Regions from separate parts of the Homo sapiens genome. Here region 1 is linked to region 2. The links are chromatin contacts, found by POLR2A ChIA-PET in ENCODE. All regions are on one chromosome and are shown on one strand. Each heading gives the region's core, a stretch centred on a gene start or an enhancer-like site at or near the end of the contact. The rest is flanking DNA. Distances are from core to core; before and after follow the strand shown. Region 1 holds the start of PPP2R5A (protein phosphatase 2 regulatory subunit B'alpha). Region 2 holds the start of PTPN7 (protein tyrosine phosphatase non-receptor type 7).

Region 1 (3,248 bases), core at 543-3,042, about 10 Mb before region 2:
TAAACTAGAACACCAGGAAATAACATCGAAAATCCTCTAAACCTAGTGGGAAAAGTGAGCCAAAAAGAGTGCCAAGTTCTCCTGCAAGGCATTAGGCACGGATACCAATTTGAATTCCTGTACAAACCTACAAAGTCCCTGGAATCACTGCCTGGCAAACTAAGTTCCCATTCGACTGCAAAGCAACACTACCTACTCCTTCGTATTTCCAAATAGACCATGTGTATCGGCTCAGACAACAGAATATTTTAAATCTATTCCTTGAGCTAAAGGATACCATTTAAAGCTAACGATCCTGTGAATAAGATACTACACTGGTCAAATTTTAGGCTTTTTCTTTATAAATACATCCAAAGGCCAGCTAACTCTTAACCGTTGTTTGCATTCGGATTCCTGGTCTGATGACTCTTAGGGGCAATCAATGGGAAGTGAAGTTGAGAAGAAGGTGGGTGCAGACGGCTTTATAACTGTAAAAGTAAAGGACTAGCTAAAAGTGGCCGAACAGAGGAGCTGACACTCGGGAAAGTGAAGGTCGGGGAAGGTTCGTGCGGTTGTTAAAGCAAGACCGGGAAAGGGCAAACCTGGAAGAGGAGTGAAGGACTCTACTTCACGGGACGCAAGATAGGAAGTGCAGGTTAAGCAAGCGCGCAGGTGGGGAAGGGTGTTGGCCTCCCCTAGGATGGAAAGAGTTCAGGTGGGAATTAGAAGGAAACAGCCAAGACTTCACAGAAAACCTGTTTGAATAAGGAGGAGGGCGTGAGGTGACGCCAAGGCATTGTGGGGAACTCGGCTCACACACTACCAGTCCCAACTGAGCAGGAGAAACCCAGCAGGAAATGGCTCTGCTGGCGCAGAGGCAAGCGTTGCCAGCCCCTGCGCTCGCTGCTGGGGCTGCGCCCTCGGAGGTTACCTTTGAGCTGGGGCAGCGGGTGCAGCTCTGCCTGGCTGCCCTGGCTGCGAAACTGCGACGAGCCCTGGGAGCGCTTCTGCCTCTGCGCCTTGCGGACCGATTTCCGGGTGAAGCCGTCCACTTTCTCCGAGGCCGAGATGGCGGCGCTGGCAGCCCCCGCCGGCGGCGACGACGACGACATCTCCGCGGCCCTGACGCTTGGCAGCTCCGGCTGCTGCTTGCAAGGCACGGGCAGCGGCGGAGACGGCAGGAGGAGGCGGGGGAGAGGCGCGGGGTGCTCGCGCCCCTGCGCCCCGGCCCCACGGCCCTCCGGCCCCGGGACGCCGCCGAGCTTCTCCTCGCCGCCCGCCAACGCCTCACGGCCACATCTCAGCGCTGGAGGTTCCTGGTCCCCGGCGCGCGGCGAGCTCCCGGGGCTGACGGAGGGAAGGGCGGGGGCGGAGGGGGGTGAAGAAGTTGTTGACTCTGGGCGCGCAGAGCGGGTGGAAGAGAGCCCGAAGTTTAGACAACTGAGGCGGGGGCACGGGGGTGCGGGTGCCGAGCGCGCCTCTCGTCGCTTCTGCCCCCGTCGCCAGCCAGCCGGCCGGCCAGCACCTCAGCGGCCGCTGCCAGCGCAGCCCGCCCTGCCTGGAGCCTCCTCTCAGGGCGCTGCCATCGCGGGTCCCCTCGGAGCCACTGCCGCGGTGCCCGCTCTTCCCGGTCAACGCCGGCCCCTCATCGCCCGGGGCGCTGCCCCGTAGCCCCGGCCCTCTGCGTGCACACACTCGCTCCTTGCCGCGCTGGGCGGCCCGAACCCCCTCCCCCACGCGCCCGTCGGCCGCCCACGGAGAACCCCAGGCGAGCGACCGCTACAACTTGAGAAGGTGGTTGGTACAGGCGACTGGGGAGTGTGTGCGCGTGTGCGCGCGCCAGGGCGCGCGGCCCGGGGAGGGGCCTCGCAAGGGGTGGGAAGGAGGAGTTTGACTGACAACTTCCGCGGGGTCCCGCCCGCCTCTTGGTGCGGCGGCGGGGGAGGGGGCGGGAAAGCATGCCAGCCCTCTTAGCCAATCACACGGCTAAGCGGCAGCGACGGCGTGAGGTGCGGCCTCTTGAGGCAGAGGAGTGGGGCGGGCTGTGTGACGGGCTTCGGCCACAGCCAATCGTAAGTGAAGACGGCGAGCGGGGTGCCCCTGCGTCAGAACAAATGCGGCAAATCGCTTGGGAGGGAGGGGAAGCGCTCCTCCACCAGCGGGCATTTTTGCGCTCACGCGCGACTGCTCCAGGCTGTCATTGCTCTCCTGACCGTCTACGAGAAGACTGGGAAACTTGAGAGGGTGCGTTCAGAGAGCAAAATAGAGCGCCCCTTCCCTTCCCTCACCTCTCTGCTGGCCAATGAAGAACTGAAGCGATTGGTGGGGCGCCGGAGGGCTGGGGCGCGAAAGAGCGCCAGGTGTTACACCACTGAAAGGGGGCGCAGCAGAGGTCAGGTGGCGAGCAAGCAGTGTGATTGACGGGCGAGGGGCCCGGGGAAGGCGAGAAGGTGAGCTCGTCCAATCGTTGCGAGGTCTGGACACCTGGGCGGGTCTTGGCGCCTTACTGGCCCCAAACCGCAAAATTGGTAGTTGCGGAATAAATTTGTAGCTCTTGGGAGGTTCGGACTCCGCAACTCCAGAGAGCTACTCTCGCGTGGGGTTTGGGCAGTCTAGCATCTGCTGCTTCAAAGAGTTCTGCAAGTCCACGCCCTCTAAAAAGAGATTTCTCATTCCCAATTTAGTATCCTGCTAATTTTCACCCCTCCTTGAGCCAAAGGCCCTCAACTACTCCAACGAGAAGAGTACAAATTCATTGGTCAGTGGTGTGTGGATATGGAGGCTTGCCATGTACTCTTACCGGAATCTCTTTCTTGGAGATTCCGTCTAGATTTTGAATTTCTTAAGGACGAGGACTGGTCATCTTAGTTTTTCGTGCAGTGCTTTCCATACGGTGGCCGTTAATAATTATTAATCTGAACAGTCAGCCTCCCTTTGCGCCAATGGACCCAAATCTGTAATCCCCTCCCTCGAGCTCCAGACCTTTTCCTTTCAACATAATAAAAGTAATTGTCGTATATTTAAACGAAGCCACCTGATGCATATGTACAGAAGATTCCAAATTTGGCAGGAAGTTGAATTCTAGACCTAGAACCAAACATACTATCCTCAAAACATTTCCTCCTTCAGATTTGCTGGGCGGTGAAATTGTACATAATCCTCCCAGTCAAGGAGGTTCAAACCTCAGCAGCGTTTCTGACACTTTTCGCTTTCTCACATAGTCAAGCTCCAGATCATGTTAAATCTACTTTCACAATTGGCGTTTCTCC
Region 2 (3,147 bases), core at 648-3,147:
CACATCCACCCAGAGGGAACAGGGGATCTTTGAGAGGTCTTGCCTAATGCTCAGCCACTACCCCCACCCCCAACCCCAACTATCTTCCCCATCGCCTGGCTCCCAGCTTCCTTGCTGTGAAGCTCAGCTTCCAACTGTCCAGCCACTGCTAGGCCTCAGTCTGTGGGGGAAAGGGGTGGGCTCACAGCCAACAGGGCTCAGACCCTGGAAACTTGGGGGGACCAGGCAGACCTGTGTGGGGAGGGCTTTGCCGCTTCCTCCTCCCACCCCTGTGGTGTCCTAGCTTCCTGTTCTTGATAACAATCAGCATAGGCTCAGAGCCGGGCCCTCTTTCCAACCCCCACCTGCCCCCTCCTGTGTCCCCAGGGCCCCCACTACCCACCAGTGGAAACACTGACTGGTGTGGGGGGTGAGGCAGAGGCCAGTCTCCAGGTCACTGCTCGCAAGCATGTTAGGGATTCCCAGGTTCCTGCTTCCCTCCAGTCTGTCCTGAGCACGGGAACCAACCCCTTTCCCAGCCCTAATCGGCCTCCTCCTCAGGGAAACCCACCCACTCCGGAGAGGAACGCAGGCTGCAGGGAAGGAGGTGCCAGGATCAGCTGGCCATGGAGGGGCTCAAAAAAGAGCCAGCCCCTGTCCCCACTGCCAAGAGCAAGGGCGGGTGCTGGGAGGCCTTCTGAGCCTCTGGGGGCTGTTCTTGTTCTTCGTCTCAACCCTCCTCCTCAAGGGGCCAGCAGAAGGCCAGCCCCCTCCCGACCACCCCCTCCGGCATGCCTACCCCCTGTGCCTAGGGTACCTCATTTCTTTTTTGCTGTCACCATTTGACAGCTGAATCAGGGAAGTGGGAGGAAGAAAGAGGACGTGGATTGTGCATGTTGGGGGCCGGGAAGGGAAGGGCGTTTGAAATGTTACAAGGTAAAAGGAGGCGTGCAGCGAGCATGAACCGGCTGGGCTGCTGGCCCGCAAGGAGCCTGCCAAGGTCAGGCAGGGGCAGTGGGCAGAGGAGTCTTGGACTTGGGGGCCACCCTTCAGGTCCCAGGCATCCAGGCACCCCAGCAGCGAAGAGGACATGGGAGTCCCCTGGTGTGAGGGCCAGAGACTGTCCACTGTCTGTAAGTCTTCTAAGTAGATGTCAGGGTTCTGGGAGGAGGCCTGCAGGGGGCTGAGGGCCCAGGGGAAGCCCCTCGGACTCCCTCCCACAAGTGGACTCTGCTATCTGCTTCCTGCTGGGCTGGCCTACACTCAGGCCGTGGGCTGTGGAGAGCTGGGCCGTGGCACAGGCGTGGAGACGACCTTTTTGGCCTGGCCCCGGCCCTTTCCTTCACATTGTGAGGCATGGATTCTTGCTTCTTCTTTTTCCCCACCCCGAGTCTGTGCCACATCTGCTCTGGGAAGATGTGGTCTGTGCTTGGCCATGAATTCCCAAGGCTTGAAGCAGCAAGGGCTTTGAGGGAGAGGGCCTTGAGGGAGAGGGCCTTGAGGGAGAGGGCTGTGGGGCAGAAGCAGAGAAGGAGAAATAAGCCTCCGGCCAAGGTCAGGTTGAGCAGGAGAGCCTTGGGTTCTTTGTGGGACAGCACAGAGCTGGGGGTCAGGCGAGCTGTGCCCAGCAAGTAGGCAGCGGCTGGATGTGACAAAGACCCAGAGGAGAAACACAGAAGAGGGGAGAGGGTCTGGAAGCTGGGGAAAGCAGGATGGTCGGGAAGGCCTGGCCCCTCACCCATTCCCAGGGAACGGGGCCTTGGGCCCCAGAAGGGCACAGGCGGGAGGCAGCCGACCCCTGGTGGCAGCGGCAGCAGGCACAGGAGGGCAGAATGCAGCTGGGGTGTGCGTGGGTGGCAGCAAGGAGGGGCGGAGGGAGGAAGCTGGCTTCCTGGAGCCTTCTCAGCCCTCAAAGACAGACCGACAGACAGACAGACAGCTGGCAAGAGGCAGCCTGGGGGCCACAGCTGCTTCAGTAAGTATCTGAAGGGGGGACTGGGAGTCCTGTGGCCCCGGGGGGTGCGAACTCCGGGGATATAAGAGGGCATCTCTAGGAGGGAGTGCGGGAGGGCGAGTGGGGCGCCACAGTGCCTGGCTGGGGTATGGGTGCTCACAGACCTGATGTCCCCAAGACGGGGGTGAGCAGGGAAGCCACAGGGAGCTACAAGGAGAGCAGAGGCTGAAGGGACCTTTTCTGCTACCAGAGACCCTCGCTCTACCACTCACACCTGTGCCAGGCCCATTCTGTCCCCTCACCTCCGTCCCTGCTGCCTTGGTGATTCAACACCCCCGCCACCTCGCCCACTGTGACCCTGGCTCTGGGAGATAGGGACTGCCCCCAAGAGGAGATGGTCCCACCACCTCCATGCCTCCTGTCTTGCCCCCAGCTGTCGCCTCACCATGCGCTGTCGTTCAAGGGCTTGGTGAGGCCATTTCCTGTGACGGTTACAGAGGCGGGAGACGGGGGGATGGGCAGGAGGAGGAAGGAAACACCTCCAGCCTACCTCCCTGGACAGAGACCCCAGAAGCCAGAAACAGACCTGGGAGTGGAACAGCAGCAGTTAGGAGAGGACCCTGCTGGGGTCCAGGAGCCCGCCTGCCTGGCTGCCCAACCAGCTCCAACACTGCTGGAGGCCTCCATTCTCTGTTCAGGGGAAGGCCCACTGGTTAGCTCAGAGATGGCTTCTGCGTGCTTTCTCCCTTCCGTCCTAGAGAACACATATTTTCTGTTTCCTCCCTTGCCTTCTCCCACTTGGACCTGCTCAGAGCCCTGTGTACTCTGGTGTGTGGCCTCTCTCCCCTCTCTCTTTTCCTCCTTCTGGATTCTTTCCTATCTTCATCCACAATCTCTACCCTTTATCTTGCCGTTACTCTACCCCGAGACTGCCTTCTGCCCTGGGTCCCACCAAATAGATCCTGTCCTTCCCTTAGTGAAAATGAGGCCACCTCTTGGGGAACAGAAGACGCCCCAGTGAAAACAGAGTGCAAACCTGGCCTGGCATGGGAGCCTCCTTCTGGCCAATCAGGCAGGCCAGAGAACAGCAGCGGAGGGCCCTGTCTTTCAGGCAGACCTCATGGCTGAGTGAGCCTCCCCTGGGCCCAGCACCCCACCTCAGCATGGTCCAAGCCCATGGGGGGCGCTCCAGAGCACAGCCGTTGACCTTGTCT

What was found. ChIA-PET counts read pairs that join two places held with the same protein, here RNA polymerase II (POLR2A).
Region 1: POLR2A ChIA-PET joins it to region 2 with 13 read pairs in OCI-LY7. The contact joins the promoter of PPP2R5A here to the promoter of PTPN7 in region 2. POLR2A ChIA-PET finds 5 or more read pairs at or near these places in 2 of 52 experiments (OCI-LY7 and activated T-cell).

What each region holds. Positions count from the first base shown.
Region 1 is chr1:212,283,954-212,287,201 of GRCh38, reverse strand. It overlaps PPP2R5A (protein phosphatase 2 regulatory subunit B'alpha), which reads right to left and starts at 1,792. Exons shown (of 13, transcript NM_006243.4): 1 at 911-1,792. The coding sequence starts at 1,091. LINC02608 (long intergenic non-protein coding RNA 2608) reads left to right here and starts at 2,181. Exons shown (of 4, transcript NR_125984.1): 1 at 2,181-2,223. RefSeq lists a silencer at 1,060-2,029 and an enhancer at 2,200-2,279.
Region 2 is chr1:202,159,352-202,162,498 of GRCh38, reverse strand. PTPN7 (protein tyrosine phosphatase non-receptor type 7) reads left to right here and starts at 1,897. Exons shown (of 10, transcript NM_002832.4): 1 at 1,897-1,954; 2 at 3,045-3,147. The coding sequence starts at 3,097. RefSeq lists enhancers at 2,607-2,686, 2,947-3,036, 3,137-3,147.